Linked DNA regions of Homo sapiens: region 1 is linked to region 2. A link is a loop called in an ENCODE intact Hi-C map of the cell type or tissue named here. Cell type or tissue: MCF 10A. All regions are shown on one strand. Each heading gives the region's core, and the rest is flanking DNA. Links, peaks and the distances in the headings are about the cores only.

The links. A loop is a pair of places that touch in the nucleus more often than their neighbours do. Peaks named below come from ENCODE experiments on the same cell type or tissue, not always from the same donor. Only the 100,000 strongest peaks of a DNase experiment are listed, where the experiment ranks them.
Region 1: it touches region 2 in a loop (12-fold over the local background); 2 of 110 quality-filtered maps call a loop at or near these places.

The regions. Positions count from the first base shown.
Region 1 is chr7:130,029,284-130,045,846 of GRCh38, forward strand. ZC3HC1 (zinc finger C3HC-type containing 1) reads right to left here. Exons shown (of 10, transcript NM_016478.5): 3 at 11,668-11,818; 4 at 10,181-10,264. Among named protein-coding and RNA genes, the nearest start is that of ZC3HC1, 14 kb to the right of the region's middle. In MCF 10A, for the core only: a CTCF peak has its summit at 8,624 (motif pointing right); no DNase peak of the experiment used is centred there.
Region 2 is chr7:130,823,924-130,840,486 of GRCh38, forward strand. The region is part of intron 3 of LOC105375508 (a long non-coding RNA gene); the gene reads left to right. It overlaps LOC105375509 (a long non-coding RNA gene), which reads right to left and starts at 8,815. Exons shown (of 3, transcript XR_007060528.1): 1 at 8,745-8,815; 2 at 8,598-8,662. It also overlaps the pseudogene LOC100133252. In MCF 10A, for the core only: a CTCF peak has its summit at 8,123 (motif pointing left); a DNase peak (open chromatin) is centred at 8,118.

The DNA.
Region 1 (16,563 bases), core at 6,244-11,243, 790 kb before region 2:
GAATCACTTGAACCCAGGAGGCAGAGGTTGCAATGAGGCTGAGATCGTGCCACTGTGCTCCAGCCTGGGCAACAGAGAGAGACTCTGTCTCAAAAAATAATAATAAAATAAAATAAATAAAAAACACATATTGAATGATTGAGGAAATATAGTAAAATTGATGAGCTATTTGATGGTGTCAGGAAATTATTGTTTTTCATTTTGATGGGGCTGTAATGATACTACTGAGACCATGTTTAAAAAGTAGAATCCATATTTTTTATATTTTGAAATATTTAGATAAAATGGCATATGTGGGACTGAACTTCAAAACAATGCAGAGGGGCAGGGTGTTAGGTGTTAGGAATATAGAAGAAACAAGATCGGCCATGAGTTGATCATTGTTGAAGTTGAGTGATGGGGTTTCATTATTTATACTATTCCGTGTACTTCTATATATGTGTGAAATTGTTACCTTAAGAAAGAGAAAACAGAACAGAGTTAGTGGAGATGGATGCTTAAATAGGTGAAAAGTCTTAAAGAACCATCATTTTATAACTACCAAGTTATAACTTACTGTGAGCTAAGAATGAAAAAAATGGCATGTTCCTAAAGTCTACACAAGAGATACAAAAAGGCTTGCATTGTAAGGTGAAGCTTAACTGGGTACCAGAGTAAATAAAGTATACAATTAGGAATTCTACTGGTAATACCTAAGTTGGAAAAGAAGGAATCTGCCTGAAATCTAAGCAGTGTGGAAACTGATTATATACTATAGTATAATTATCTCTGGCATTACCCAATTCATCTACTGCATACTTGGTACACTGGTACAAAGGCAAATGATGAGTGCAGAAAGGCCTTGCTAAGCTACTTCCTAAAGAGGTCAGTCTAGTAGGCCTAGAATGAAGTAGAAGCTACACTGAATCAGCCTTTTTTTTTTTTTTTTTTTCCGAGACAGAGTTTTTGCTCTGTCGCCCAGGCTGCAGTGCAATGGTGCGATCACGGCTCACTGCAACCTCTGCCTCCCAGGTTCAAGCAATTCTCCTGCCTCAGCCTCCTGAGTAGCCGGGATTACAGGTGCCTGACACCACACCTGGTTAATTTTTCTATTTTTAATAAAGACAGGGTTTCATCATGTTGGCCAGGCTGATCTTTAACTCTTGGCCTCAGGTGATCCACCCACCTTGGCCTCCCAAAGTGCTGAGATTACAGGCGTAAGTCACCACGCCCAGCCCTGAATCAGCTTTAATAAAGAATGAAAACACGTTTTGGAAGGGATTCATAGGAAAAGTGAAGAGAGAACATGTCATCCTAGCCTGATCGTCTAAAAAGTAGGAAGCCACTCGAGTCACTGGTCTTCTCTCAGCCTCAAATTGACATTTAGTTGCTCAACAAAGTCACTCATAATCTTTTTTTTTTTTTTTGAGACAATCTCGCTGTTGCCCAGGCTGGAGTGCAGTGGCGTGATCTCGGCTCACTGCAGGATCCGCCTCCTGGGGTTCACACCATTCTCCTGCCTCAGCCTCCCGAGTAGCTGGGACTACAGGCGCCCGCCACTGCGCCTGGCTAATTTTTTATATTTTTAGTAGAGACGGGGTTTCACCGTGTTAGCCAGGATGGTCTCGATCTCCTGACCTCATGATCCGCCTGCCTCGGCCTCCCAAAGTGCTGGGATTACAGGCGTGAGCCACTGCGCCCAGCCCATTTTGTGATGTTTTAACTCTTGTTTCCATCTTCCCTTCCCCAGCTCAGCTCTGTGGTAGCCTTGAAAACCGACATCCCAGCGGGGCGTGGTGGCTCACACCTGTAATCCTAGCACTTTGGGAGGCCAAGGTGGGTGGATCACCTGAGGTCGGGAGTTTGAGACCAGCCTGACCAGCATGGAGAAACCCCGTCTCTACTAAAAATACAAAATTAGCCAGGCATGGTGGCGCATGCCTGTAATCCCAGCTACTCGGGAGGCTGAGGCAGAATCGCTTGAACCCGGGAGGCGGAGGTTTGGTGAGCTGAGATTGCGCCATTGCACTCCAGCCTGGGCAACAGAGCAAAACTCCATCTCAAAAAAAAAAAAAAAAAACAGAAAACCAACATCCCCACAATCATGGTGAAAACCAGTAGCTTAGCAGTCACCGGAGAGCACAGAAAAGAGGTGGAGCTCCTCCAAAGCCCCATTCCAGAGAACCACCATTATTTGATCTGTGTGGCAGTTGCCTAGAACATTATACTGTCGCAGTGAGAACACCCTTTTCCCCAGACAGGTTTTCAAAAATGATCATTGGCAACTGTTTAACATCACAGTTGCTTTGAGGCAGCAGTATGAGTTGGAGCAAGTAACAAGCTGACCAAAAACCTTAAAAGCTGGGAAATGAAATGTCCATAGGCAGGCTTGAAAGGCTCTGACATATTCCCTGGAATCTAGAAGGACATGTGCAGGTATAGAGCTATACACATGCCCAGCAAAGACCTGAAAAGGCCCTAAGCTCTCTCATCTCTGGCTGATGCTGAGGTTCTGCACAAGCAGGAAGTGAAGGCTAACACAGAACTGCAAACTGCCTGCTTGACTACTGAAGGTGTGCTCCCCCCACCACACACAGAGCTCCTTGGCAAGACTGGGGGACTTATTTGTTCAGGCATTTAAAGAAATCTCTGTCCAATCGTCCTGTGAAAGTTGATTTTGAGGCCGGGCACAGTGGCTCACGCCTGTAATCCCAACACTTTGGGAGGCCGAGGTGGGCGGATCACGAGGTCAGCAGTTCAAGACCAGCCTGGCCAACATGGTGAAACACTGTCTCTACTAAAAATACAAAAATTAGCCAGGCATGGTGGTGGGTGCCTGTAATCCTAGCTACTCGGGAGGCTGAGGCAGGAGAATTGCTTGAACCTGGGAGGTGGAGGTTGCAGTGAGCCGAGACCACGCCATTGCACTCCAGCCTGGGCAACAGAACAAGATTCCCTCTAAAAAAAAAAAAAAAGTAAGTTGATTTTGATAATTTTTGTAAGTGTTCTTTTTGCTCTCATAGAAGATTTTCAGATGCCCTTCCTCCACCATCCCCACTGAAGACATCCTACACAGATTGAGACAAGAAACATGAATTTGAGGCCAGGTACAGTTGCTCATGACTGTAATCCTAACATTTTGGGAGGCTGAGGTAGGAGGATCACTTGAAGCCAGGAGTTTGAGATCAGCCTGGGCAATATAGTGAGACCCCATCTCTACCAAAAAAAAAAAAATTAGCTGGATGTGGTGGCATACGCCTGTAGTCATAGTTACTCAGGAGGCTGAGGCAGGAGGATTGCTTAAGCCCAGGAATTCAAAGCTGCAGTGAGCTATGATTGTGCCACTGCACTGTAGCCTGGGAGAGAGAGAGAGAGGAGAGAGAAACGTGTACTTGATAGAAGAAATGGAAGGAAGGAAGGAAGGAAGGAAGGAAGGAAGGAAGGAAGGAAGGAAGGGAAGGAGGGAGGGAGGGAGGGACAGTAAGAGGGGAAGGGGGGAAGGGAAGGAGGGAAGGGAGGGAGGGGAGGGAAGGAAAGGAAGGGAAGGAAAAGAAAGAAGGGAAGGAAGGGAAAGATGGGAAGGAGGGGAAGGAGGGAGGGAGGAAGGGAGGGATGGACTACCTGATAGAAGAAATAATACTTACAAATATATCAGTGCTCTCCTGCTTACTAAAATTAATTTTTAAAATTAATTATTATTAGCCAGGTGGCACTTGTAAACCCAGCTACTCTGGATACTGAGGCAGAAGTATCACTTGAGCCCAAGAGTTCAAGGTCAGTCCGGGCAATAGAGAGAGACACCATCTTTTTCCTTTGCTGCAGTGCAGTGGTGCAATCATGGCTCGCCACAGCCTTAACCTCCCAAGCTTACGCGATCTTGCCACCTCAGCTTCCCGAGTAGCTGGGAACACAGGTATGCGTAACCATGCCCAGCTAATTTTTTGTATTTTTTGTAGAGATGGGGTTTTACTATATTGTCCAGGCTGGTCTTGAATTCCTGGACTCAAGCAATCTGCCCACTTCAGCCTCCGAAAGTGCTGGGACTACCCTGGCTGCATTTTAGTTTAATTGTAATGATTATTCTCTTATTTGAGTTTCAGATATTCACAAGTGGGGTAATGGATCTCCTTTAAGCTGGCTATTCTATTCTTTTAGCATTGTCTGTAGCATTTCTATAGCATTCTTTTTTTTTTTTTTTTTTTTTTTTTGAGACGGAGTCTTGCTCTGTCGCCCAGGCTGGAGTGCAGTGACACGATCCCGGCTCACTGCAACCTCTGCCTCCCAGGTTCAAGCAATTCTCCTGCCTTAGCCTCCCCAGTAGCTGGGACTACAGGCACGTGCCACCATGCCTGGCTTGTTTTTTGTATTTGCAATAGAGATGGGGTTTCACTGTGTTAGCCAGGATGGTCTCAAACTCCTGACCTCGTGATCTGCCTGCCTCGGTCACCCAAAGTGTTGGGATTACAGGCGTGAGCCACCACGCCTGGCCTGTCTGTAGCATTCTTGAAAGCATTCTTGCTTTCTAGCAACAACAGGATATTCTGGATCCAAGTTGATTTATTGTCCTTGCCCCAAGACATGGAATCAGCAACTCTCCAAAGAGCCTGATCCTTTTAATCACAGTAGACTAAAATGAGGGACCAAAATCTGGTTGCTAACAATGCAAAGAATTGTGGGCAGAAGTGCTGCTGTTACTACATTTGGGCCCCTTCTAATAGCAAAACTGGAAAAGATATTTTTTTAAACAGCCTTACTGAGGTCTAATTGACATAAACTGCACATGTTTGATAAGTTTTAACGTGCACATCCATGTAGCCATCACTGCTAGGTTTCTATTTTAACACCTTGAGTTTATAATTTATTTTCCCAATTTAATGCCGCATATTATTCTATCCTGTTTTTCTTTCATTTCCTTTTTTTTTTTTTTTAAGAGACAGGGTCGGCAGGGCATTTTGGCTCAAGCCTGTAATCCCAGCACTTTGGGAGGCCGAGGCGGGCGTATCACGAGGTCAGGAGATTGAGACTATCCTGGCTAACACGGTGAAACCCCGTCTCTACTAAAAATACAAAAAATTAGCCGGGTGTGGTGGCGGGCGCCTGTAGTCCCAGCTACTGGGTTGGCTGAGGCAGAAGAATGGCGTGAACCCGGGAGGCAGAGCTTGCAGTGAGCCGAGACCCTGCCACTGCACTCTAGCCTGGGCGACAGAGCGAGACTCCGTCTCAAAAAAAAAAAAAAAAAAAAAAAAAAAAGAGACAGGGTCTTGCTCTGTCATGCAGGCTGGAAGGCAGTGACATGATTATAGCTCACTATAACTTGGAATTCCTGGGTTAAAGGGATCCTCCTGCTTCAACCTCACGAGTAGCTTAGGATGACAGGGGTATGCCACCACATCTGGCTAATTTTAAAAAATTTTTTCTTTGTAGAGACAGGGTGCCCAGCCTGGTCCCAAACTCCTGGCCGCAAGTGATCCTCCCACCTTGGCCCTGCAAAACACTGGGATTACAGGCATGAGACTCCATGCCTGGCTGGGGTTATTACTTTAAGTCCTTTTATGTCTTCTAAGTTTAGTTCTTTGCCTCAAGACTTACCCCTTGCAGTTTGTACTCTACCCTAGTTCATGTTATCTATAACATCTCTTCCTTCAAAAAATCTCGTAGCTTCTCATCACATACATTTAATAAAATCATGGTTTGGCCACTGTCTACACTTTAGTCTTCTCTTCTATTCTCCCCACAGGGACACTGTGAGCCAGCCCTGTGAAACTATTACAGCATTCCCCAAATGTACCATCCTTTGGCCTTTTGCTTTTACCCACTGTTGCTGGTCTTTCAAATTCAGCCTAGAGGCCAGGCACAGTGGTTCACGCTTGTAATCATAGCACTTTGGGAGGCCGAGGAGAGTGGATCATTTGAGGTCAGCAGTTCAAGACCAGCCTGGCTAATATGGTGAAACCCCGTCTCTACTAAAAATACAAAACTTAGCCAGGTGGTAGCGGCATGCACCTGTAATCCCAGGTACTCGGGGGTGCTGAGGCAGAAGAATCGCTTGAGCCTGGGAAGCAGAGTTTGTGGTGAGCTGAGATCAAGCCACTGCACTCAAGTCTGGGCAACAGAGTGAGACTGTCTCAAAAAAAAAAAAAAAAAAACAGCCGAGTGAAGTGGCTTCCTTCTTCAAAAAATCTCGTAGTTTCGCACCTGAACCTGGGAGGCGGAGGTTGCAGTGAGCCCTGTGAAACTATTCAGCATTCCCCAAATATATCAGCACTTTTTTTTTTAATGGAGTCTCACTGTGTCGCCCAGGCTGGGGTGCAGTGTTCAAGCGATTCTCCTGCCTCAACATCCCCTAGTAGCTGGGATTACAGGCATGTGCCACCACGCCCGGCTAATTTTTTTGTATTTTTAGTAGAGATGGGGTTTCACCACATTGGCTAGGCTGGTCTCGAACTCCTGACCTTGTGGTCCTCCCGCCTTGGCCTTCCAGACTGCTGGAATCACAGGTGTGAGCCATCACGCCTCGCCACTTTGCCTTTTTTCTTGGACTGTATTGCAGAATGTGGATTTGGAGCAAGTGGTCCTGAAGCACTTATTTTGTCACCCACAGATTAAGATTTTCCTCCACAGGCTACACTTGAAGGTCTCAACACTTTGAAGTCTCCTCTTATGGGGCATCCAGTCTAACCCTCTGGCTTGCTACTTAGCAATGGGTGTTCTGTGATGGGGTGATTTGGAAGGAAGGAGTCTGCCCCTTTCTGAGCCACAACAGTGAAGCCATTTGATCTGAGCCTAGGTGGGAGAGATATTTTAATAGATAAACATTCTAGCTTTGATTTTTCTGAAGAGTAATATGCCTGTTTTTTTTTTTTTTTCCGCAATTCAGGGGATTTTCTTTGGTGCACTTGTTGACTCTGCATGAATTTGCAATCCAAGGGAAAAGTTGGAGAAAGAACAAAGTTGGCTTTAAAAGTCAAGGTAAGGCTGGGAGTGGTGGCTCACGCCTGTAATCCCAGCACTTTGGGAGGCAGAGGCAGGTGGATCACCTGAGGACAGAAGTTCAAGACAGCCTGGCCAAAATGGTGAAACCTCGTCACTACTAAAAATAACACTTTGGGAGGCTGAGGCAGGAGAATCGCTTGAACTCAGGAGGGAAAAATTAGCCAGGCATGGTGGCGGGCACCTGTAATTCCAGCTACTCGGAAGGCTGAGGCAGGAGAATTGCCTGAACCCAAGAAGCGGAGGTTGCAGTGAGCCAAGATCGCGCCACTGCACTCTAGCCTGGGTGACAGAGTGAGACTCCATCTCAAAATAAAAAATAAAATAAAATAAAATAAAATGTTTAAAGAAATTTAATTTAGCTTATAATTATTGGCAAATGTTAGAAAAAAATTACCTTCAAAATTATTAGTTTTGCTTAATAAATTTAAGCATAAAGTGAAATAACTGAGTGTTCTTTTATCCACACAAATGTCCTTTGAATGTTAAAGAACCAAACCAAGGGATCATATAATTGAAAGGTTATATCTAAGATCCATGTAGGAGGTAGAATGGATAGGTCAAAGTGGGTGACCATAGAGAAGAGCATCTAAAGTGACTTTCAGGTTTCTGGCTAGGACAACTGGATGGGACGTCAGTGCCATTTGCCAAGATGGAGAAAGTTTTAGGTATAAGATGAAGAGTTCAGTTTTATACACATTGAGTTCCAGGTACCTATAATATTAAGTGGAAATGTTTAGAAGGTAGATGAAAATATGAGTCAAGCTCAAAAGAGAGGTCTGGATAGGAATTAGAGGTCTCCGAGGTGGTAGCTGAAGTTATGAATGAGATCAGGAAAGCAAAATGTACGGTGACAAGAGTTGGGAACCACCAATAGAGCCCTGGGCAGACCTTAAAAACTTGGACGGCCAGGCGCGGGGGCTCACGCCTACAGGCCTCCCAGCAATTCTGGAGGCCAAGGCAGGCGGATCACTTGACGTCAGGAGTTCAAGACCAGCCTGGCCAACATGGTGAAACCCTGTCTCTACTAAAAATACAAAAATTAGCTGGGTGTGGTGGCACGCGCCTGTAGTCCCAGCTACTCGGGAGGCTGAGGCAGGAGAATTGCTTGAACCCAGGAAGCAGAGGTTGCAGTGAGCCTAGACTGAGCCATTGCAGCACTCCAGCCTGGGCGACAGAGCAAGACTCCGTCTCAAGGAAAACAAACAAACAAACAAACAAACAAACTTGGACTGAGTGCACTAGACAAGGATGGAATCAAATCCTCATAGGACCAAGTTTTGTTATACAATACAGGTAAATAACTAGTAAATCCTAGCTATTTCAACAGCAGGAAATCCTTATTATACAATCATCTTCACTTAAACAATTTTATTTAATAATCCCTTTTCTACCACCCTTTCATTGATCAAAGGTAGAGGGGAATCTCTGGTTATTTTCAATCTATTTTCTCCTTTTAGTGGTAAATCATGGAATATTCTTAGCCATCAGTGACCCTGGAATTAGCCTGCCATCCTACTGAAATAAAAAATATACCTACATGGCACTGATTCCTGGTCAAGGCATGAAATATACAGATGAATAGTGTTGCTTTTTAACTATGGGTCTAAAGAATTTTTTTATACTTGCTCTTAGATTCCCCACCAGAGGGCTCTGCTGTTGAAGCTGTTTACTCAGCAGGAATATGCCTATGTGATCAACAAAATATTTTTTATTTTTCATAGAGATGAGGTCTTACTATATTTATTGCTCAGGCTGGTCTCAAACTCCTAAACTCAAGCAATCCTCCTGTCTTGGCCTCCCAGTGTTAGGATTATGGTTGGGAGCAACTGTGCCTGGCCAAAGAACAAAATATTTTTAAAAACCCAGTTGAGATTACACTTTGGGCTCTCTTATTCCAAAGTGTTCTGTGCACACATCAGTAGTTCCTGATTCAAGGGAGAGTATGTCCTCTCATGGCCCTTATATAGACAGGAAATAGGAGGTTGGACCTGGCCTTCCCAGACAGGCAGCCTGTGGCTGTAATGACACCCTTACTTCAGTGCTGCTGTGATAGTGTACTGTTTTACTGCAATAAACTGCAGATTTGTGATCACTCTCACTTGGGGTCCTGTGAGTCTTCTTCAGCAAATGAACCCTGTTTAACTTCCACCATTATTGCTGTTAGTACTCCCTCTACAGGAAACCTAGGTAGAACATGGCATTGCTTGGTGTGGTGGGAAAAGCGGAGGGTTTGAAATCAGATTAAACTTAGTTATAGCTTCTCTCTAGTTGGTTTTAAGACCTCTGATTCTTAGTTTCCTCACCTAAATGAACTGGGTTATGGCCGGGCACAGTGGCTGATGCCTGTAATCCCAGCAGTTTGGGAGGCCAAGGCAGGCAGATCACTTGAGGTCAGGAGTTTGAGACCAGCCTAGCCAACATGGTGAAACCCCATCTCTACAAAAAATTTTAAAAATTAGCAGGGTGTGGCAGCGTGTACCTGTAATCCCAGCTACTCGGGAGGCTGAGGCAGGAGAATCGCTTGAACCTCGGAGGTGGAGGCTGCAGTGAGTTGAGATCGTGCCACCTCACTGCAGCCTGGGTGAAAGAGCGAGGCTCTGTCTCAAAAAAAAAAAAAAAAAAAACCAAAAGAACTGGGTTGGTAGTATCTACCTCCCAGGGCCCCTGTAAGGATTAAATGGGATAATGCATATATATGTCTAAAGCCTTAAGCATGTCAAATGCACTTCATGAAGGTAAGTAATAACACAAGTGAATATAAGTTTTTCTGGAAATAATGCAAATAGAAAAGGAGAAAAAGAGGCCGGGCACAGTGGATCACCCCTGTAATCCCAATCCCAGCACTTTGGGAGGCCGAGACGGGCGGATCATCTGAGGTCAAGAGTTCGAGACCAGATTGACCAACATGGTGAAACCCCATCTCTACTAAAAATACAAAATTAGCTGGGCGTGGTGGCGCACGCCTGTAATCCTAGCAACTCTGGAGGCTGAGGCAGGAGAATTGCTTGAACGCGGGAGGCGAAGGTTGCAGTGAGCCAAGATCGCGCCACTGTACTCCAGCCTGGGCAACAAGAGTGAAACTCCATCTCAAAAAAAAAAAAGAAAAGGAGAAAAAGAAAGTTCAAAGACTAGGTTTTCACAAACAGACAATATTAGAAATGCAATGATGAAGGAAAAATGGTGAACAGGAATTCTCAAAAATAAGTACCTGGGGATGGGCTGTCTGGCCAGAAACAGAACTTCTCATGGGCAGTACACAAGGCTTTCTTCAGCTCAGCACATCGTTGCTTATCTGAAATCCACATAAACAGCAACACCTTAAAAAACACTATATAGATTCAAAATCCAATGAATGGCCTCTAAGAGCAGAGATTTAACTAAAAATAAGAGAATTTTAAAATGTGAAAATATTATCAAGTACATAATCTTAATATTTTTCACAAAACAGGTTTTAAATTGAGATCCTAAGATCAACAAAGGAGATACCATGTATCTTATTTTTATTTTTTATTTTTTTGAGACAGAGTCTTGCTCTGTCGCCCAGGCTTGAGTGTAGTGGTGCAATCTCGGCTCATTGCAACCTCCATCTCCCAGGCCCAAGCGATGCTCCTGCCTCAGCCACCTGAGTAGTGTTTTGTATTTTTAGTAGAAATGGGGTTTCACCATGTTAGTCAGGCTGGTCTCAAACTCCCAACCTCATGTGATCCACCCACTTCAGCCTCCCAAAATGCTGGGATTACACACGTGAGCCACTGCGCCCGGCCCCCATGTATCTTATAAAGCAGAGCATTCCAAAGTGTGAGACTTCATAAAAGTCCTTTGTCACTCTTCGTCTAGAAGTATACATTTTGGAATAATAAAGTAAACATGCTGCTGTTACCTAGATTACATTAAGTCAAGTCCATGCTGCAGTAGCTAGCTTAGTTTAAAAAAAAAAAAAAAAAAAAAAAAAAAAAAGGCCGGGCACGGTGGCTCACGCCTGTAATCCCAGCACTTTGGGAGGCTGAGGCGGGTGGATCACAAGGTCAGGAGATCAAGACCATCCTGGCTAACACGGTGAAACCCCGTCTCTACTAAAAATACAAAAAATTAGCCAGGCGTGGTAGCAGGCACCTGTAGTCCCAGCTACTTGGGAGGCTGAGGCAGGAGAATGGTGTGAACCCAGGAGGCGGAGCTTACAGTGAGCCAAGATCGCACCACTGCACTCCATCCAGCCTGGGGGACAGAGCGAGACTCCGTCTCAAAAAAAAAAAAAAAAAAAAAAGACTGGCCAGGCACTATGGCTTACCCCTGTAATCTCTGCACTTTAGGAGGCCAAGGTGGGCGGATCACTTGAGCTCAGGAGTTCAAGACTAGCCTGAGCAACCTGGTAAAACCCCACCTCTACAAAAAAAAAACAAAAATTAGCCAGGTGTAGTGGCACTGCGCCTGTAGTCCCAGCTACTTGGGAGGCTGAGGAAGGATCGCTTGAGCCCAGGAGGTTGAGGCTGTGGTGAGTTGTAATTGCACTATTACATCTTGCTCAGCCTGGGCAACAAGCAAGACCCCATCTCAAAAAAAAAAAAAAAGATTAAAAAAAAAGATTGAAGTACGCATTTTTTGATCAAACTAAAATGACCTTTTTTCCCCCCCCAGAAAACCAGGATAGTATATATTTGAGTGTGGAGAAAAATGTAATTTGTACCTTATACTTACATCTGTCAAAGTCAAAAGCTGGTTGTAAACTGGCACAGAGAAAAGCTTGACAGCTAGAGCACTTGAGCATATCACATTCCACTGTGACCCAGCCATATTTTGCACAGACGAGTGGAGACAGCTCAAAGGGCTTACCTGCCCATTTCAAAGAGTATCCATGTTAAGAAAAACAACACAGCAAATATATATATATATGTGTGTGTATGTGTGTGTGTGTGTGTGTGTGTATACACATACTGTTTTTTTTTTGTTTTTGAGAAAAGTTCTCACTCTGTCTCCCAGGCTGGAGTGCAGTGGCACGATCTAAGCTCACTACAACCTCACCCTCTCAGGTTCAAGCAATTCTCCCACCTCAGCCTCCCAAGTTGCTGGGACCACAGGTGCACGCCACCACACCCAGCTAATTTTTGTATTTTTTGGTAGAGATGGGGTTTCACCATGTTGCTCAGGCTGGTCTTGAACTCCTGAACTCAGATGATCTGCCCACCTTGGCCTCCCAAAGTGCTGGAATCACAGGTGAACACTGCAAGTATATTAAAATGAATAAGTCATAAATTACAATCTTAACTCATTCTTTTTTTTTTTTTTTTTCAAGACAGAGTCTTGCTCTGTCACCCTGGCTGGAGTACAATGGCACAGTCTCGGCTCGGTTTCTGCAACCTCCACTTCCCGGGTTCAAGTGATTCTCCTGCCTCAGCCTCCCGAGTAGCTGGGATTACAGGCATCTGCCACTGCACCCAGCTAATTTTTGTATTTTTAATAGAGATAGGGTTTCATCATCTTGGCCAGGTTGGTCCTGAACTTGTGACCTCGTGATCCACCCACCTCGGCCTCCCAAAGTGCTGCAATTACAGGCGTGAGCCACTGTGCCCGGCCCAACTCATTCTTAATGTATATAGGAATAAACATTAAGGAGAAAGGCAATGAGAAAAGTGGTAAAAACTATTTTTAATGCACAGGCCCATACTTCACAGAATGATGAAGGTCATTTAAGTAATAAGTGGAGGGGAAAAGTTATTAACTTATTCTTGAAGAAGCACTATGTATTTTATGTGTTTAAAATGTTTATTGGCCAAGCACAGTGGCACATGCTTGTAATCTCAGCACATTGGGAGGCTGAAGCGGGAGGATCACTTGAGCTCAGGAGTTGAAGATCAGCCTGGGCAACACGGCGACACCTCATCTCTATTGAAAATCAAAAAATTAGCGGGATGTGGTGGTGCATGCCTGTAGTCTCAGCTAATTGAGAGGCTGAGGGAGGAGGATGGCTTGAGCCCAGGAGATCAAGGCCACAGTAAGATACGATCACACCACTGCCCTCTAGCCTGGGCAACAGAATGAGACCCTGTCTCAAAAAAAAAAAAAAAAAAAGTTTATTATTGGTTGTCTGGTAGAATATAGCATCCATTAATTTTCACTGAATCTGAAATACTAGGAACTTAAAGGCACCAGTGAAAGTACTGGGATATGCCTAAACAATAAGAGATAGTCAAAGTTAAACACACAGAAATATTTTCTGCCATTCACCTATGCTCTCCTACTGTACCCCATCCATTTTTACTTTCCAAAGAATAAAGGCAATAAAATTATCCCTCCAAAATTTGATTGCTAGTATCAATGGGGATGTGTGAGAATGTGTTTTACACAGCTAAAAGCATCTGTAAGTATGTATTTGGAAAGGTATCCTAAAACATTTATTACTCCTTAATATTAAATGCTCAGTTTTTTTGTTTGTTTTGTTTTGTTTTTTGAGATGGAGTCTTGCTCTGTTGCCCAGGCTGGAATGCAATGGCACGAGCTCAGCTCACTGCAACCTCTGCCTCCTGGGTTCAACCGATTCTCCTGCCTCAGCCTCCCGAGTAGCTGGGATTATAGGCGTGCGCCACCATGCCCCACTAATTTTTGTAATTTTAATAGAGAAGGGGTTTTGCCATGTTGGCCAGGCTGGTCTCGAATGCCTGACCTTGAACGCCTGAGGCCCTCCTCGGCCTTCCATGGTGCTGGGATTACAGGTATGAGCCACCTCGCCCAGCTTCAGTTTTTAATAATCTATGTGGGCCGGGTGCGGTGGCCCCAGCACTTTGGGAGGCTGAGACGGGCGGATCACTTGAGGTCAGGAGTTTGAGACCAGCCTGGGCCAACATGGTGAAACCCCATTTCTACTAAAAATACAAAAATCAGCTGGGTGTGGTAGTATGTACCTGTAATCCCAGCTATTGGGGAGGCTGAGGCAGGAGACTCGCTTGAACTTGGGAGGCGGAGGTTGCAGTGAGCTGAGATGGTACCACTGCACTCCAGCCTGGGCAACACAGCAAGATTCTGTCTCAAAAGAAAAATTCTACCTGAAGAGCTCTTATTTCACAAAGCACAGTAAAAAAAAAAGGATAAAATATGAAAGAAGATGCAGGAAAGTTATACATTTTTATAAAGGGATATAGGAATTTGAAAGACATTCCAACATCAGCAAAGGAAGAATGAAGACTGGAAAACAAAATTCAGATACAAATATTAAAGGAGCCATGATTATCTAGAATAAAAGTAATGGTTAAATAAATAATCATCATATCCAAAATGTTGATCAATTTATAGCCAATGAACAAAAAGGAAATGGATCTAAATATTTTATCAAAATCAAGATTTAATGCAAGAAATAATGGTAGAAGGATGGTTAAAATACCTTCCCTTTCCTGAGCAATTCAGTCTTAAAGCCATTAGGCGGTGAACAAGGAAGATGTCAGAGCCAGGAGGCTGCGAAGAGGCAGCTCAGCCCAGGGTGTCAGAACCAAAGTGGTATGTAACAGGCATTCACTTGCGGGCAGCCAAGTGTGGAGTGCTAGGACCTAAATGGGGTGACGAGAGATTCATGCAAGAAAGGATGGCAGCATGGCAGAAATGGGAGATTAAGCACATATAGGGGATTGATCAAAGTAGTAAATATATTAAGGATAACAAATTATGTTTCACAGTGTTGAATATGGGAGGGAAAAATAGGGAAAAGGAGAAAACTAGAATGAATCCTGTGATGTACAATTGCAACTGGAGATGTCAGCAGGAACTCATCGTTTTTTAAAATATAGAGAGAAATGGATGTAAATTTAGATGTGTGTATACATGTGAATGTGTGTGTCTGTGTGTGTGTACATAAACATATATATTTTCTAGCTTTTTCCTCTGAGAGGGCCTGAGAACAGTGGCATCCCACTAGCTATGAGTTCTCCCTGCACCCAGATCTTGGCATTCATTCATGCATTTATATAGAGACAGGATCTTGCTATGTTGCCCAGGCTGGTCTCTCCTGGGCTCAGGCAATTCTCCCACCTGGGCCTCCCAAAGTGCTGGGATTACAGGTGTGCCACCATGCCCAGTTCAGATCTTAGCTTTTAAATAACATTCTCCACTGAAAAACAGCCAAGGATCCTTGTAAAATTGGCTGATTCCAGGGATGGGGCAAGAAAAATACAAGATAAGCCGAGAACAACTTGTTCCTGAAAGCAATAAAGAGGTCATGGGTTATGGGACATGTCAAAAGGCCACAGAAGCCAACCTGAGGGGGATGTCACTGACTAAATAAGGAACAACTGGAGTATCAAAATATATAATGATAGTAATGAATTATAACCCATTGAATAACAAAGAAAATATTGAGTCCATGTTACTACAAATAAATCAATTACATAAAGTTTGATAAGGACTGGGATATTTACAAAGTTTCAAAGAACTTCCCCACAAAGTACTTTTTATTTACAAAGGAGGAAAGAGTTATTTTACAATAGAAATGCCAGATACTCCCTTAATCAAGTGATCAAAGTGATCATCACCATAAAGGGATAAATAGAAATCACGTGTCACCTGACAGGATGCAATGAGAATGCAGCATTGCTTCACGACACTCCTGCATAACCTGAATCTAATCACAAAGAAACATCAAACAAATGTCATTGACATACACTCTACAACATAACTGTTCTGTAATCTTCAAAAGTATCAAGATCATGAAATTCAAGAAAAAACTGAGGAAATGTTCCAGATTAAAGGAGAATAAAGCAACATGACAACTAAATGTACTGTGTGATTCTCAACTGGATACTTCAACTATAAAGAATGTTATTAGTATAACTGATGGAAAAACTGGGGTCTGAGGATTGGAGGGTAGTAATTTATCAATGTCAATTTTCTGATTTTGATGGTTGCATTCTGGTTATGTAGGACAAAGTCCTTGTTTGTAGGAAATATTTGGGAGTAGTAAGACATCACTTTGGTGGCTTACTTTCAAATAGCTCAGGGAAAAAAGGTTCTTTGTAATCTCTGCAACCTTTCTGTAAGTCTGTAATTTAAAAATTTTTAAGAATCACTGTAAAAAATTACCATGTAAGTCTTTCTGTCCTTGCACACAGGGAATAAAGTAGTGAAAAGCAGAAGACGTGGTGTGGTACCACATTTCTTCCGCCTTCAGTCTCTGCTCCTTTCACAGAGCTACCCATCAGTACCATGTTGGCCATGTTGGAGTAGAGTATCCTCAGCTTCACAACCTCTATGGTCTATAGGAGACAAAATGACAGCCCAGAGAAGAATTTGCCATTTTCAGTGGAAAACAAGTGGCAATTACTAATTATGATGACTTGTACTTTGGATCTCATTTGCTGCACTTTCCTTTATAAGACATCAACTGGGCCAGGTGCAGTGGCTCACGCCTGTAATCCCAGCACTTTGGGAGGCTGAGGTGGGTGGATCACCTGATTTCAGGAGTTTGAGACCAGCCTGGCCAACATGGTGAAACTAAAAATACAAAAACTAGCCAGGAATGGTGGTGGGAGCCTGTAATCCCAGGTACTTGGGAGGCTGAGGCAGGAGAATCGCTTGAACCCGGGAGGCAGAGGTTGCAGTAAGCCAAGATCA
Region 2 (16,563 bases), core at 5,923-10,922:
TCCTTCCATTCAGGTTTATGGGATAATGGGTTGTTTGTCCAGTGCCAACTAAGATGTGAAGACTGGAATTGGGCTACAGTATTAACCCCAGCTTCCTGCATTGTTGCCACTAAGTGGTTCATCCCTTTGATACTGTCAGAATTTAACTGGAAGGAGATTAGTTGCCACATGAGTTGGTTTGGATGACTTTTGGATTCAACTACAATTAGGCTTTAGAATCAGAACACTCAAGACTGCACAAACTTTCTCTAGTTTCTAGCCTCATGCCCACTGATACTTCAGGATACCCCTTTGTCACTTTTGCAGCAAATTCTTAGAGTGGAGAGGGAATTGTTGGACTAAATAATTTATGTTTGCATTAGAGCTCTTCCAAATTCCAATTCGTCTTGCCAGCCCATGCTATTATTAAGTATTCAATGGATTTTTTTTTTTGTTCTTTGAAAAATTTCTCTATCTATAGCTAGGCCACTTCTCTACTCACCTATGCCCAGAGTAGACATTGGCCTCTATATATAAAAATGTCCACAACTCTTTACTCATATGTAAAGGGCTTGCTATACTCTGCTGTTTAGTTTATTATGCCTATTTGTATCTACTTCTCGATGGCTTTGGGGATAAGTGTGAGAGTTTTTTTGTTTTATCTGTTTTTTTTTTTCTTGTTACTCTGGAAGCAGTAGTTTCCACATTTTATTATATTTTTATTAGGTGGGATGTTCTGTAAATGTCTACTAGGTCTAGATGGTTTGTATTGCTGTTGAAGTCATCTTCTCCTTTTGTAAAAAATTTTCTGCCTAGTTGTCCTATCCATTATTGAAAGTGGGGCACTGAGGTTTCCATACATTATTGTTGGATGATCTGTCTCATCCTTCAATCCGATTTTCTTCTTTTAACTCATGTTATATGCCATCTACTGCCTCCATTGTTTCCGATTAGTCAGGTATTAATCTTATTGGGGTTCTTTGGTAAGTAATTATTTTTTTCTTGTCACTTTCAGATGGTTCTCTTTATCTTCAGATCTCAGTATTTGTGGTTTTTTTCAATAAATACATAAATTAATTATCTTTTATTTTAAATTCTGCTGTGGGGGAAAGTAAAGGATTAATTTACTCTTACCTCTTATTTTCCCCTACAGCATAATTGACAAATAAAAATTATATGTGTTTGTAGTATACAATTTGATGGTTGTACATATAAAAACTTATTGTGAAATGATTACCTCCAGTTTTAGATGGAGGATGGATACCTCCAGTTTTGTCCTTGCTCAAGATTGCTTTGACTGTTCAGGGTGTTTTGTGGTTTCATGCAAATACTAGGATTTTTTTTCTGTTTCTATAAAAAATGCTATAAAACTTTGAAAGCATTGAATCTGTAGATTGTTTTGAATAGTATAGACATTTTAACATTATCATTTCTTCCAATTCATGAATATCTTTTCATTTATTTGTGTCTTCACAAATTTCTTTCATCAATGTTTTACTCAATGGTTTACATCAATGTTTATAGTGTTTAATGTACAGGTCTTTCACATCCTTGGTTAAATTCATTCCTAAGTATTTTATTTTGATCTATTGTAAATGGGATTCTTTTCTGAATTTCTTTTTTGGATAGTTTGTTTCTCTACAGAAATGATACTTATTTTTGTATATTTAATTTGTATCCTACAGCTTTGCTAAATTCATTCATTCTGTTTTTTTGGTGGAGTTTTTAGGGTTTTCTACATATAACATCATGTTATCTGCAAAGAGACAATTTTAATTCTTCCTTTTCAATTTGGATGCCTTTTCTTTTTCTTGCCTGATTGCTCTGGCTAGGACTTCCAGTACTTAATAGAAGTGGCAAGAATGAGCATCCTTGTCTTATTTTTTATTTTAGAGAAGTTTTCACCAGTGAGTATGATATTAGCAATGGGCTTGTCTTATGTGGCCTTTATTGTGTTGAGGTATATTCCTTCTATACCTAATTTGTTGAGAATTTTTATTATTACAGGATATTGAATTTTGTCAATGGCTTTTTTTCTGCATCTATTGAGATGATCATATGATCTTTGCCTTTCATTCTGTTAATGTGGTATATCACATTTATTGATTTGCCTATGTTGAACCATCCTTGCATTCCAGGGATAAAACCCACTTGATCATGGCATATAATCTTTTTAATGTGCTGTTGGATTCAACTTGCTATTATTTTGTTGAGGAGTTTTGCATTTATGTTCATCAGGGATATTGGCCTGCAGTTTTCTTTTCTGTTAGTGTCCTTATATGGCTTTGGTATCAGGGTAATACTGGCCTTGTTTCCATTTTTAAGAAGAGTTTTGAAAGGACTGGTTAATTTTTCTTTAAATGTTTGGAAGAATTCAGTCATGAAGCCATCAGGTCCTGGGCTTTTTTTTTTTTTTTTTTTTTTTTTGATGTGAGACATTTCATTAGTTATTCAGTATCTTTATTTATTATTTGTCTTTTCAGATTTTCTCTTCATGATTCATGGTTGATAGGTTATATATTCATAGTAGTTTATTTTTTTCTAGGTTGTCCAATTTGTTGACATTTAACTGTTTATAGTTGTCTCTTATGATCCTTTGTTTTTCTGTGGTATCAATTGTAATGTCTTCTATTTATAACTTTGAATTTTTCTTTTTTTTGGTTAATTTAGCTAAAGTTTATCAATTTTTTTATATTTTTTAAACTATTTCTTTGATATTTTTTGTCATTTTTCTAGTGTCTATTTCATTTATTTCTCCTTTGATTTTTATTATTTCTTTCATTCTGCTAACTGTGGGCTTAGTTTGCTCTTCTTTTTCTAGTTCTTTGCACTGTAAAGTTAGGTTGTTTATTTGACATGTTTTTTATTCATGTAGGTGCTATCACTATAAACTCTCTTACTAAAACTGCTTTTGTTACATCCCCTACATTTTAGTATGTTGTATTTTCATTTTAATTTGTTTCAAGATTTAAAAAATTTCCTTTTTGATTTATTATTTGACCCATTGTTTAGGAGTGTGTTATTTAATTTCCACGTATTTGTAGAATTTCATTTTTCTTGTATTATTGGTTTCTAGCTTCACATCATTGTGGTTGGAAAAGATGCTTGCTATGATTTCAGTCTTCCTAAATTTGTGAAGACTTGTTTTGTGGCCTACGATATGATCTATCCTGGAGTATGTTCCTTGTGAGCTTGAAAAGAATGTGTATTCTGCTGCTGTTGAATAGATATTCTGTATATGTCTATCATGCCCATTTGGTTTATACTTGTTATTCAAGTATACTGTTTCATTATTGGTTTTTTGTCTGGACGATCTATCCATTGTTGAATGTGGGATATTGAAGTACCCTACTATTATTATATTGCTATCTATTTCTCCCTATAATTCTGTTTATATTTGTTTTATATATTTAGGTGTTCCAACGTTGGGTGCAAATATATTTATAATTATTACATCCTTTTGACGAATGTTTCTGTTTATCATTATGTAGTGACTTTCTTTGTCTCGCGTGACAATTTTTGACTTAAAATCTATCTTGTCTGATATAGGTATAACCACCACTGCTGCTCTTATTTGGTTACCACTTTGCATGGAATATGTTTTTCCATTCCTTTACTTTCAATCTGTATGTGTCCTTAAAGCTAAAGTGAGTCTCTTGTAGGCAGCATATTGTTGGGTCGCTTTTGCTTTTTGTTTTTAAATCTAGGAAGCCATTATATTTTTGATTGGAGTCCATTTATATTTAAAGTAATCACTGATAGATAAGGACTTACTATTGCTGTTTTATTAATTATTTGCTATTTTGTAGTTCCTTCATTCCTTTCTTTCTTACTATCTTCCTTTATCATTTGATAATTTTTTGTAGTGGCATGAGATGTGATTTAATTACTTTCTCTTTGTCTTTTGTGTATCTGCTACAGGTATTTTCTCTGTGGTTCCTTTGAGGCTTATATAAGATATTTTATAGTTTTATCAGTGTATTTTAATCTGATAATGACTTCAGTTCAACCACATTCAAGAACTCTACACTTTAAAATTTCCTTCCCCCCATTTTGTTACTGATGTCGCAGTTTACATCTTTTATATATTGTGTTTCATTATGTATTCATTAATATATTATTGAAACTATAGTTATTTGTAATACTTTTGTTTCTAAATGTATATACTAGAGTTAAAAGTGACTTACATACCACCATTACAGTATTAGAATATTCTGAATTTGACTATATTCTTACTTTTACAGTGAGTTTTATACTTTCATATGTTCTCACGTCATTATTTTAGCATCCTTTCATCTCAACTTGAAGAGCTACATTTAGTATTTCTTATACTGCAGGTCTAGGTTGATGAACAACCCCAGCTTTTGTTTGTCTGGCAAAGTCTTAATCTCTCCTTCATTTGTAAAGGACAGCTTTGCTGGGTATAGTCTTTTTGGTTGAAGGGGCTTTTCCTCCCTTTAGCACTTTGAATATATTATCCCACTCTCTCGGCCTGCAAGGCTTCTGTTGAGAAGTCTGCTGTTAATCTTATGGTGGCTCCTTTGTATGTGATGAGTTGCTTTTCTGTTGCTTTCCAAGTTTTGTTTTTCACTTGACAATTTGACTATAATTTGTCTTGGTGAAGATCTCTTTATATTTCATCTATTTGAGGTTCTTTGAGCTTCATGGATCTTGATGTTCATATACCTCTCCAGATTTGGGAGTTTTCTGTCATTATTTATTTAAAGTCTTCTTATCTTAAATTATTATATATACATACTAGTTGTACATATTTATGGGGTATATGTGATATTTTGATATAAGCATACAATGTAGAATGATTAAGTCAGAATAATTGGGGTATCCATCACCTCAAGCATTTATCATTTCTTTGTTTAAGGAACATTCCAATTCTACTCTTTTAGTTACTTTGAAACATACAATAAATTATTGTTAACTATTGTCACTCTACTGTGCTACCAAACATTAGATCTTATTCATTCTATTTAACTGTGTTTTTATGCCCATAAAATGATTTATAAACCATTCCCTGCTTATCCCCCTCTTTCCCACTACCCTTCCCAGCCTCCATTGGATACCCCAATTATTCTGATTGTAGATCTCCATTTCTTTAGGGTCATTACTAGTGCTTAATTTTGTCCCTTTGGTGGTGTCATGTGCCCCTGATTATTTGTGATTCTTGTGGCCTGAGTTAGTGTTTGCACATTTGAAGAAGTAGGCATCTCTTTGAGTCTTTACAGACTGGCTTCAGCAGGTAAAGCACTTTAACATTCAGCCCACCAAGAGATTCTGGGCAGATCTTATAGCGGGGTCTGTGGGTGGGCTTGCTGCTGGAGCCCTTAGTAGAGCTTTCATGATGCCTGGACCAGTGGGTGGGTGAGCCTGGTACCTCAGTCCACTGAGGCACACCTACGTATTAGATCTGCATGGGCAGGCCTGGTGCCTGAGTTTGCAGGAGGAGGTCTGGAGCCAGGGTCTATGTGTACAGGCCTGGATCCTGGGTCTGCAAGGGCAGGCCTGTTGCCTGTGTGGGGGCTGGCTTGAGACCTGGTTCCACTGGGGCCCAGCCTGGCATTGAGGTAGGCTTTGAGCCTGAGACTGTGGGTGTCAGCAAGTAGAGAGTGGGGTTGAAGCCTGGGTCCAGTGAGTCTGATCTGGAGTGTGGGGTCATGGGGGTTGGTCTGGCGCTAGGGAAAGTGCTCACCTGCAGTGCAGGGTCATGGGCTCCAGCCTATCACGAGGGTAGGCCTGGAGCTGGGACCATAGGGACTGGTCTGCCACCAGTGCTCACTGGGATGGTCCTGGTGCTAGGGTCTGCAGCAAATATGGGTGCTCATTTCCCTGTTTTTCCTCCACATCAAGGGTATCTCTTTCTAGACTGCACTGCCTGTGCTTGGGGAAGGCTGTCATGGGTAATGTAACACTGTCCTGCCCTGTTCAGTGTATCTTTTCTTAGATCTGTGCTCCACGCAGGTACTCTAATCCTTCATCTGAATTCCTAGCTGTTGTGAAGTTATTTTTATGCATGGATAGTTATTACAAATTGATGTTTCTGTGAGGGAACAAGTACTGGAAACCCCTATCCCTCCATCTTGTTGCTGTCAATCTAGGTCTCCAACATTTGTGTTTATTTTACTTAAAGTTTACTGAGCTTCTTGGATGTATTGATTAATGTTTTTCACCAAACTTGGGAAGTTTTCAGCCATTATTTCTCCTCCTTTCTCTCTCTCCTCTCCTTCTCATGCATATGTTGATGTGATTAATGATGTCTCACATTTCCACGAGGCTCTGTTTATTTTTCTTCATTTTTTTTCTCTCTGTTCTTCAGTCTACATAATCTTTATAAATATAACTACAAAATTGTTGACTCTTTCTTTTGCCTGCTGAGAGCTAATGTGTCCTCACACTCCAAAGAGAGAGCAAGCAAGCTCTTTAGTGTCTCTTCTTGTAAGAGCGCTAATTCTATCATGAAAGTTCCACCCTTGTGACCTCATCTAAACCTAATTACTTCTGAAAGATTCCATCTGTAAATACCATCGCGCTGGGGGTTAGGGCTTCAACATATGAATATTGCGGGGACACAGACATTCAATCCATAATAGCAAGTTTCAGTGGATTTCAGAAGCCCCTAAGGCAGAAAAGCAAAAGCACCTTATTTTTTGTCCACTTGACCTGTGTCTTATGTTGGACTGAAATGTAGGTCTCCTAATTTTAGTGTAGTTTTGTATATTTCTCCCTATATATCTTTAACTTTCTGATATATAAAGGTAGGTGCTGTGTTATTTGTGTCATATATATTCATAACTGATATGTGATCTTTGTGAATTGTGGCTCTTGGTATTATCAAATATTTTGTTGTCTCACTTTTTGTCCAAATTCAACATTTTCTGGTATCATTAGCACAGTCTCTGTTTTCTTACTATTTTGTTTGTCTGCCCTATACTTTTACATCTCTTGACTTTTACCAGCCATTCTGAATCACTTTGGTTTAGGTATATCTCCTAAATGCAGCATAGAGTTGGGTTTTGCTTTGTGGGTCAACCTGCAGGTCTTTTCCTTGTAATACATGGGTTTCTATTTACATGTATTGAAATGAGTGACAGGTTTGGTTCAATAGCTATTTTAATGTTATATTTACTTTGTTTTGTTTTACTTAATATGTCTCTTTAGTCTGTTTTCGTTGCTCTTTAAACATTTTGTTTTGATGTTTAGAAACATTTGAACATGTGTTCTTGCAGTCACCTTCCAGTCTTCACATGTCATTCTCACTGTGTGCATGTCTGTGTCCAGGTTTCCCCAAAGGACATTAGTCATATTGGATTAGGGACCACTCTAGCCCAGTATGGTCTCGTCTCAACTAACTATATCTGCATGACCTTATTTCCAAGTAAGGTCACATCCTGAGGTGCTGCAGGTTGGGACTTCAGCATATGAATGTTGGGGGGACACCATTCAACACGTAACTGCCTCCATCTTTATATCCATCATGGTTGCCTCAAACCCTGTCTTTTGATTCCTTAAGCTTCTAAGGCTGTGGGTTTCTACCCAAGATTTAGTAAACTCTCTGAGGAGAACTGTGGGCTGCCTGCGCTCAGGCTAAAAGCCATTAACATGGAAAGTTTACACAGTGCTATTCTTATCTTCTGCCAAGTGCCAATCCTCTCTCCCTTTCTGCTTCCTTTTGGTTGTTCTCCAGGGCCATCAAGTAGTTCGTTTTTATATTTGGAATGGAATGATGGTCATTATTTGCAAGAGAATTGGCCCAAAGCAGCTCTTCCACTATTACTGCAAGACTCTCATTTTATTTCTTCCTGGGGTTTTGTTTGCTGTTTTTTTTTTGTTTTGTTTTGTCTGTTCCTGTTCTGGGTTTTTTAATGTATCATTCTAGGTGTTTCTTTCAGATCTGCAAATGGTAAAAAATGTTACATTCAGGTTGGTAGCGTCCATCAGTTTCTTCTTCATTTTGTGAAAGGGAATTTTTATTAGTTGAGGTGTTTGATTTTTATTTTACATTCCCTTTATACAGAGACTTCATTTGGATGTTGTCTACCCTTTCCCATTCATCTGGAAATGTCCCATCTTTTTCCTGGACCAGCAATATCTGGCAAGGGTAAAGATTTTAGTTGGCAGACTATATTTCACAGTTCAAGGGCACCCTCTGCTGTTGACTTAAGAGAATTGCAGTTTCATTAATGTTACAGTTTTGGTGGGGTATTTTTTTTTTTAATTTTGTTCTAGTGGAACTTTTAATTTTCAAAAATATATTTATCTTCCTCAGATGTGAATCATGTTTTTTGTTTCTTGATCTCTGCGGTTTTTTCAAGTACGCGTATTCATTTTGTGAAAATTCAATGAGCTCTACACTTTATATGTGCGTATTATATTTCAATAAAAAGCTAAAAATAAACTTGTCAGTAATTAATGCCTAATGAATGAAACACAGAATTATATTTGATAAAATTATCTTCTACCCTCCGACTTTGTTATGCCCTACCTGTTATTTTTGTACATTTGTTACTCTAAAAATTATATTTTGTACACATGCCCAAAAGGTATGTTTTGTAAGTACACTTAAAGGTATCTTAAAATTACTTGTTTTTGAATCATTTGATACTTACCACCAGTCTTTTCAAAGTGTTTTTATCATTCATGAATTCTTTATCTTGATTCTTCTTACAGGTAGCTGAAATACAACATCATAATTTTTACTGGAAAATAGCCACAATGAAGGAACACCACAATTTCACCATGAAAACCAGCACAACCTTACACAGATGACAAACATTTCCCCTCAAAACTTGTTAAACTGTATTTGGGCTGACCAAATTAACCAGAGTTATTCTATTTATGGGGGAGCAGGAAGTAACTTGATAAAATGCTTTGAGTTTATATATCATGTCAAATAAATAGCATAATTTTAAAGGAAAAAAACTTGTTAGGCAATGTTCTCTTATTTTCTGACATCACATATTGTGACAGAATGTAAGGCCAACCTGGTTTTTACAAATTCCGTGGTCTAATTTTTTTGTTGTTGTTAGTGTATAAAAATAGCATTGACTTAAAATTTTTTAAATTTCTTTTATTTAGTTAATTAATTTATTTTGAGACAGAGTCTCGCTCTGTCACCCAGGCTGGAGTACAGTGGCACAATCTCGACGGACTGCAATCTCCGCTTCCTGGATTCAAGCGATTCTCCTTCCTCAGCCTCCCGAGTAGCTGGGACTATAGGCGTGTGCTACCACGCCTGGCTAATTTTTGTATTTTTAGTAGAGAGGGGATTTCACCATTTTGGTCAGGCTGGTCTCAAACTCCTGACCACAGGTGATCTGGCTGCCTCATCCTCCCAAAGTGCTGGGATTACAGGCCTGAGCCACCGCACTCAGCTGAGTTTTTTTTTAATGAATGTACTCCTGGTTGTTTTTTTGTTGTTGTTGAGACAGAGTCTCGCTTTGTCGCCCAGGCTGGAGTGCAGTGGCGCGATCTCGGCTCACTGCAAGCTCCGCCTCCCAGGTTTACGCCATTCTCCTGCCTCAGCCTCCTGAGTAGCTGGGACTACAGGTGCCCGCCACCACGCCCAGCTCATTTTTTGTATTTTTAGTAGAGACGGGGTTTCACCGTGTTAACCAGGGTGGTCTCGATCTCCTGACCTCGTGATCCGCCCGCCTTGGCCTCCCAAAGTGCTGAGATTACAGGCATGAGCCACTGCGCCCAGCTCCTGGTTGTTTTTTTACTCTTCTCTTGACATACTTCTCACACACTGCAGTCTGTTGCATAAAAGGAATTACATGGTTTTGAATTACAGATAAAGATGGACATTGTCTATGTGGTAAATACGTGGTAGTTTCTGGGTGTCTTTTTATATGCTTCATATGAAAAATGATCGTACGTAAAACTGTCTCTTTCAGAAGGAACATAATCTGGACCATTCAGATACACCGAAATTCAGCTGTTTTCTACATCATCTGTGTGGGTGTAGCTAAAATATGAGCTTTTAAGCTTAAAAACAACTTCTGCATGTTATTTGGAAATATTTTTTACTGAATTTCTCAACCACCCCAAAACTTAAAGGGCAAATTTAAAATATGCATTTAATGCCTTAGTATTTTAGAGTATAGCCTTCAACAAAGTCCTTTGAGCCTCACTGTAAAAAATATTGACTTTTTATTATAAGTCTTGTGTCCCATGTCCTTGCTAATTCATTATTTCTAATCGTCCATCTGTTGATTCTTTTTAATTTTCTGCTTATACAATTGTATCATTTTTGAATTATGAAACAGATATTTCCTAAATTCCATCTGCTGTTTCTGTTGGACCCCTGTTCCGTTGCTTTGCTGTGAAATAGCAAGTGCCTTCAAGGAAAAAGGCAGTAAACATGAGGTTGGCCTCACTGGTCTCAGGTATCACAGTTCCTCAAATCCTGTCTTAGTTACATGCTCTCCAAAAATTTAAAACAGTTTTTTAATGTATATGGTATATCTTTTACAGTTGTTTTCTGTAGGACATTTATAATCTTGATATAAACTATTCCATCATGGCTGGACCAAAATGCAGCCTGACTTTTTCCTTTGTTTGTAAACTTTATTTTCTGTTTACATGCTGATAGAATTTATTCTTTGCTCTTAAAATTTAATATTAACCAAGAAACATATAGGGCCTTCCATTATTTGCTTCATGGGCATCCTTTCAATATGCAGTTTCAGGTCTTTATTCAGTTTTTATTTAATATTCATCAAATATTATTCCATTTATTTTGTTCATAACTCAGTAAAAATAGCCACAATTAAAGAGCAATCCTTTGTAGTTTCATCAGTAAGACCAACATCTGCCTGCCTTTGCCATCCTTGGTTGAAGGATCTCTCCTCTGGATCAGACCCATTTCTTCCCTTGTGAATTAATCTATTAATCTCCTTTGTCTTCAGTTCACTCCTGCCTACTCAACAGCATCAGCAAATAAACACACCCAAGTATCTCCCATCTTAAGAGAAGAAAAATCTGCCCTTCCCACAGGACTCCGCCCAGGCTCCATCTCACTTTTTGTTCCCTATCAGAGTAAAACTTATGGAAATTCTCTTTCTTTCTTTTTTCTTTCTTTCTCTCTCTCTCTCTTCTTTTCTTTTCTTTTTTCTTCATTCTCCTCCATTCTCTCTTCAACTTCCTCAATCTGGCTTTCCCCTCCCTAACTCCATTAAAGCTTTTCTGGTCAAAGCTACTGATAGCCTCCATGTTAAAATACTGTCAATACTCACGTCTCACTCGACCTCTCAAAAGCACTCAAAATATGTTTTTCCTTTGGCTCTAGTGACCACACGTTTGTCTGTCTTTTCACCTATTTCCACATCTTTTTTTCTATTTAAATTCCCTGTCTAGACCGGGTGTGGTGGCTCATGCCTGTAATCCCAGCACTTTGGGAGGCCGAGGCGGGTGGATCACCTGAGGTCAGGAGTTTGAGACCAGCCTGGCCAACATGGCAAAACCCCGTTTCTACTAAAAATACAAAAATTAGCTGGGTGTGGTGGCGCATGCCTGTAGTCCCAGCTACTTGGGAGGCTGAGGCAGGAGAATCATTTAAACCTGGGAGGCAGCGGTTGCAGTGAGCCAAGATCGCGCCACTGCACTCCAGCCTGGGTGACAGAGCGAAACTCCCTCTCAAGAAAAATAAATAAATAAATAAATAAATAAATAAATTCCCTCTCTAGATGATCTAATCTGGTCCCTCGACTTAAATATCACTTATATGCTAGTGACTCCCAAATGTAGACATTTTTAGCTCTGGGCATTCCCTTGAGAAATGGGGTTGCCTCTCTAGTAGTTCATCTAACATATGCACGTGGATGTCAAATGGATTTGAAAGCTAAGACAGCAAAAATTAACTTCCTTCCCTCTCTGCAAGCCTGTTCTCATTTGCCCCCATTTCAGTAAACAGCCTCATCAAATAGTAGCTCAACTGAGAGACATAAGGGTCACCTGTGATCCCTCAATTGCCTTCTGCCAGGTGCACCTGCAAAACACATTCCCCAAATTTTACTTATTTTTTGCCTGCTACCACTGAAGTTCAAGGCACCATCATCTCTCACCAGTACCCGCTTTCTAAGTGGGCTCCATGGTTCCATGCTTGGCCTCCCCAACACATCCTCCAAGCAAGAATTACCCACCTTTAAAATGTGATCTGTATCACATCATCCTCTGAACTGAACCCACCAGTGGCTGCCTAGGAGTAAACTCCAGATTCTTCACCACAGTCTACAGTGTGTACTTGCTGTGGTCCCTGCCAACCTCTCTGATCACATGTTTTATTTTTCTCTTCTTTTCTTACTACTCTCTTCACTGGCATTCTTTTTGTCCCTCAAAATTCATTCCCACTGCAGGGTCTTAGTATTCAGCAGTTTCTTCTGTCGGAAATACTCTTTCTTCAACTCTTCCCGTGATTAACTCCTTTTTTCTTTAACCAAGTCTCATCTTAAATGTTGCCTGCCTTCCCTGAACCCACCTCTTCCTGACATTCTCCTTATCATCAGGAAAGGCAGGGTAATGCTGTGGTAACAGATTGCAGTGGCTTAAAACAACAAAGGTTTACTTCTTGCTCACTGTACATTGCAGGTTGCAGGTTGGCTGAGGACCCCAATCCATGCTGTCCTCACTGTGGGCTGAGGGAACAGCTGCTATCTGGAACAATGCCAGTCACCATGTCAGGGGAAAAGAAGGCTCTGGAGGGCGCAGCAAAGGCAACCAAATGCTTGGCTTGGAAATGACATGCATCATTTCTTTTCTTTTCTTTCTTTTTTTTTTTTGTCTCTGTCGCCCAGGCTGGAGTGCAGTGGTGCGATCTCGGCTCACTGCAACCTCCTCCTGGGCTCAAGCGATTCTCCTGCCTCAGCCTCCTGTGTAACTGGGATTATTGGTGCCCGCCACCACACCTGGCTAATTTTTGTATTTTTAGTAGAGAGGGGGTTTTGCCTTGTTGGCCAGACTGGTCTCCAACTCTTAGCCTCAAATGATCCACCTGCCTTGGCCTCCCAAAGTGCTGGGATTATAGGCATGAGCCACCGTGCCCAGCTAACACACATCACCTCTGATCGCAAGTTATTGGCCAGACTAGTTACATGGCCCTACCCAGCCACAGAGGGCCACAAGAAATAATCATATAGCTGCCCAGAAGATAACCAGCTCTAATGGCTATCACAGATTTTACACTTAAAAAAAAATTTTTTTTTGAGAAAGGGTCTCACTCTGTTGCCCAGACTGGGGTGCAGTGGCGTGATCTCGGCTCACTGCAGCTTGGAACTCCTGGGTTCAAGCAATTCTCATGTCTCAGCCTCCCAGGTAGCTGGGACTACAGGCGCATGCCACCACACCCAGCTAATTTTTGTATTTTCTGTAGAGACAGGGTTTTGCCATGGTGGTCAGGCTGGTCTTGAACTCCTGGGCTCAAGTGATCCGCCCACCTTGGCTTCCCAAAGTGTTGGGATTACAGGCGTGAACCACTGCTCTGGGGCCTCCATCACACTTCTTATATTATTCTGTTTATACAATGTTTTTCTACATGAGAGATAAATTCTATGTAACCATCATCCAGGTTAATAAATAAAATAATTCCAAGGTCTTAGAAGCCTCTCCTTAATGTGCCCTTCCCTCTGTCAAGGAGCTCACCACCATCCTAACTTTGGGGTTAATAAGAGCAATGCTTTTAGTTACAGTTTTACCACCAAAGCATGTATTTTTTTGTTCAGTTTGAGCTATTTTGGACTTATATAAGTGTCAGTATTTTAATTTGTTTCTTTGAATGAATGCAGTGTTTATAAGGTTTATCTATATAGATGAATGTAGCTATTTTTTAATGTATCTATTTTGCCAGGCATGCACCTGTAATCCCAGCTACTCAGGAGACTGAGGCGGGAGGATTGCTTGAGCCCAGGAGTTCAAGACCAGCCTAGGCAATATAGTGAGACCCACTCAATCAAGTAATCAGTCAGTTATTTTTGATAAATAATACATGTATCAATGTTAATGTTAAGGTATATTTGTGTTGTTTTCAGTTTTAGGCTTTTGGAAACAATGCTTCTGTAAATATCCTAGTACCTGTCTCATGGGTGTGAAGTTGCTGAATCGTAGGATGCATGCATGTTCGTCTCTGCTAGATCATGTGACATTGTTTTCAAAAATGATTTAAAATGCGCTCCCAACACTGTGAGTTCCAGCTGCTCCATATGTTTACCAGTGCTTGGTATTGTTGTACATTTTTTTTTTGTTTTGAGACGGAGTCTTGCTCTGTCGCCCAGGCTGGAGTGTAGTGGCGCGATCTCAGCTCACTGCAAGCTCCACCTCCCGGGTTCACGCCATTCTCCTGCCTCAACCTCCCGAGTAGCTGGGACTACAGGCATCTGCCAACTCGCCCAGCTAATTTTTTTTTTTTTGTATTTTTAGTAGAGACAGGGTTTCACCGTGTTAGCCAGGATGGTCTCAATCTCCTGACCTCGTGATCTGCCCACCTCGGCCTCCCAAAATGCTGGGATTACAGGCGTGAGCCACTGCGCCCGGCCTGTTGTACTTTTTAATTTTTGCCAATCTGGTGGGTGTATGATGGTCTCATTTTGTTGTTGCTTTGATAACTAATGAAGTTGACCACCTTTACATATGTTTTTTGTTTATTTCTTTAGTTAGGGTATTCAGTTTATACTTACTGCCCCAGCATAATTATTAAAATGGTCCCCCTTTCATTCTCTAACATGTCTTGGTTTGGACAACACATTGTACGGCACCCTAACCTTAGTGGGGTCCCTCCGCTAACATGGAAATTTCCTTCTTGCTCGTTAGTGTTTAGGATGATGTGGTCTGGCATCTCTGAGGAAAGAAAAAAAAATGGGATAAATACAGAAGATTGAGTAAAAACCAGATGAGAGGGAAACCAAACTCATTAACTGGGATTACTCAGTCTGACTCAGGATGACCATTTCCAAAATAATGTGTGATGGAGCTTTCAAATGGGTACAAAGCAGATGAGTTTGAGCAACATAATCCAGCAGTAAAAGTGAAAGAATTTGTTTACCCATTTCTCAGAAATGACTCAAGGCACGATCATTATTTGAAAGCTGGTCACAGTGTCTGCTGCAACCACTCACTCCCCTTTCAGTCTGTAACAAATCTCTTAAAAGCTGACATGTGAAACCAATAGTATGTTTCTTACCTTGAGATCATCTTGTGAAGTTTCTTACTCTATTTTTTAAAATGTGTTTGTTAGATTTTATTTTCTAAGTAATATTGATTAAAAATATTTATACACCTACTTTTAAGTCCACAGTTTAGCACTCTTATTTGTATGGCTTTAAAAGTTATAGCACAGGGTCTTTACATTAAGGACTGGGGGAAAAGATTCCATTCAAAACAAAGCCTGATAATTATAGACATGTTTTTCTCTGTACTTTATTTTAAATACATTAATTTTTAAACAATGCTCATCTTTTTTTTTATCTGGTGGTAAAATACTAGTGCAACTTTTCATCAAAAGAAAGTTGACCACAGATGTAAATGAATTTTCCCAATTGAAAATTGCCCTTCAGCTGCCACTAAATAAAATTTCTCAACCTAACTTAAGTGAAAAGAACTGGTGGTTGTCATTATAAGTAAAAATATAAAGTATCATAGCATTGTCTACATTGCTCCTTACAATACAAACTTTGAAAGAACCAGAGATGCTTTATAGGAGTTTAGTCGGTTTTGAAAAGGCACGTGTGTGTGTGTGTTTTAATATTCTAAAAATTTTCCCACCACCACTCTTTGTGTTGCAGAGACAGCATCGGTGACTACAGGGCTAGACAAGAACATTTGTTCAGACTAAAGAAAGCCAGAAGCCAAAATTCAGCTGCACAGTAACAATGTACTTTTCATCATGCAGCCTTGTGTTTCCTATATATTTGATTTTCTACTATGCATTAGAATACATAAACTTGTATTCTAATGATTTAAGTTTGATTTCACAATATGGAAAAAATTTGAGGAAGAACATGACCTGGGAAAGAGAAAAGGGAGAACTTTTACCACAATGAACATAGATACATTCGTACCCCACTATATGATAAGAATATAATCCATTTAAGTTACAGAAAAGATCTCTTCAGTTATGGGAAAGATCCCTCTGCTGTGGCATTAAGTTTGGGGAGGGGAATTGACTTGTTCCAACAGAAACAGAAACAACAGGAAATAGCTTAACTTTGGTCCACTTGTCTGTTAGCTGAACGACAGTCATACTGCCTATAATCGGTTCAGAAACCCAACAATTATATTTTAAAATATATTCATGTGTAATTTCATTCTAAAACTGGCATAGCTGTTCTGCCCTCATTCTCTGCCTTTTCAGCTTCAGAATGTGCTGTCAGCACGGTCTCTAATCCTCAGCATCTTCGTGATCTTCCCTGGCAGCCTCAGCATCTGCTTGGCTAGGCTCTGTCTTCTCTTGGGTCATGATTTCTGGGGTCATGTGGACGAAGCCTGCTTCTGGAAGTTCACTTTGTACTTCCACTGGCATCTGATTTTCCCGTTCCACATGCGGCTCCTCTCCGTGTACTTCAGTACCTTCTTCAGGCTGAATTC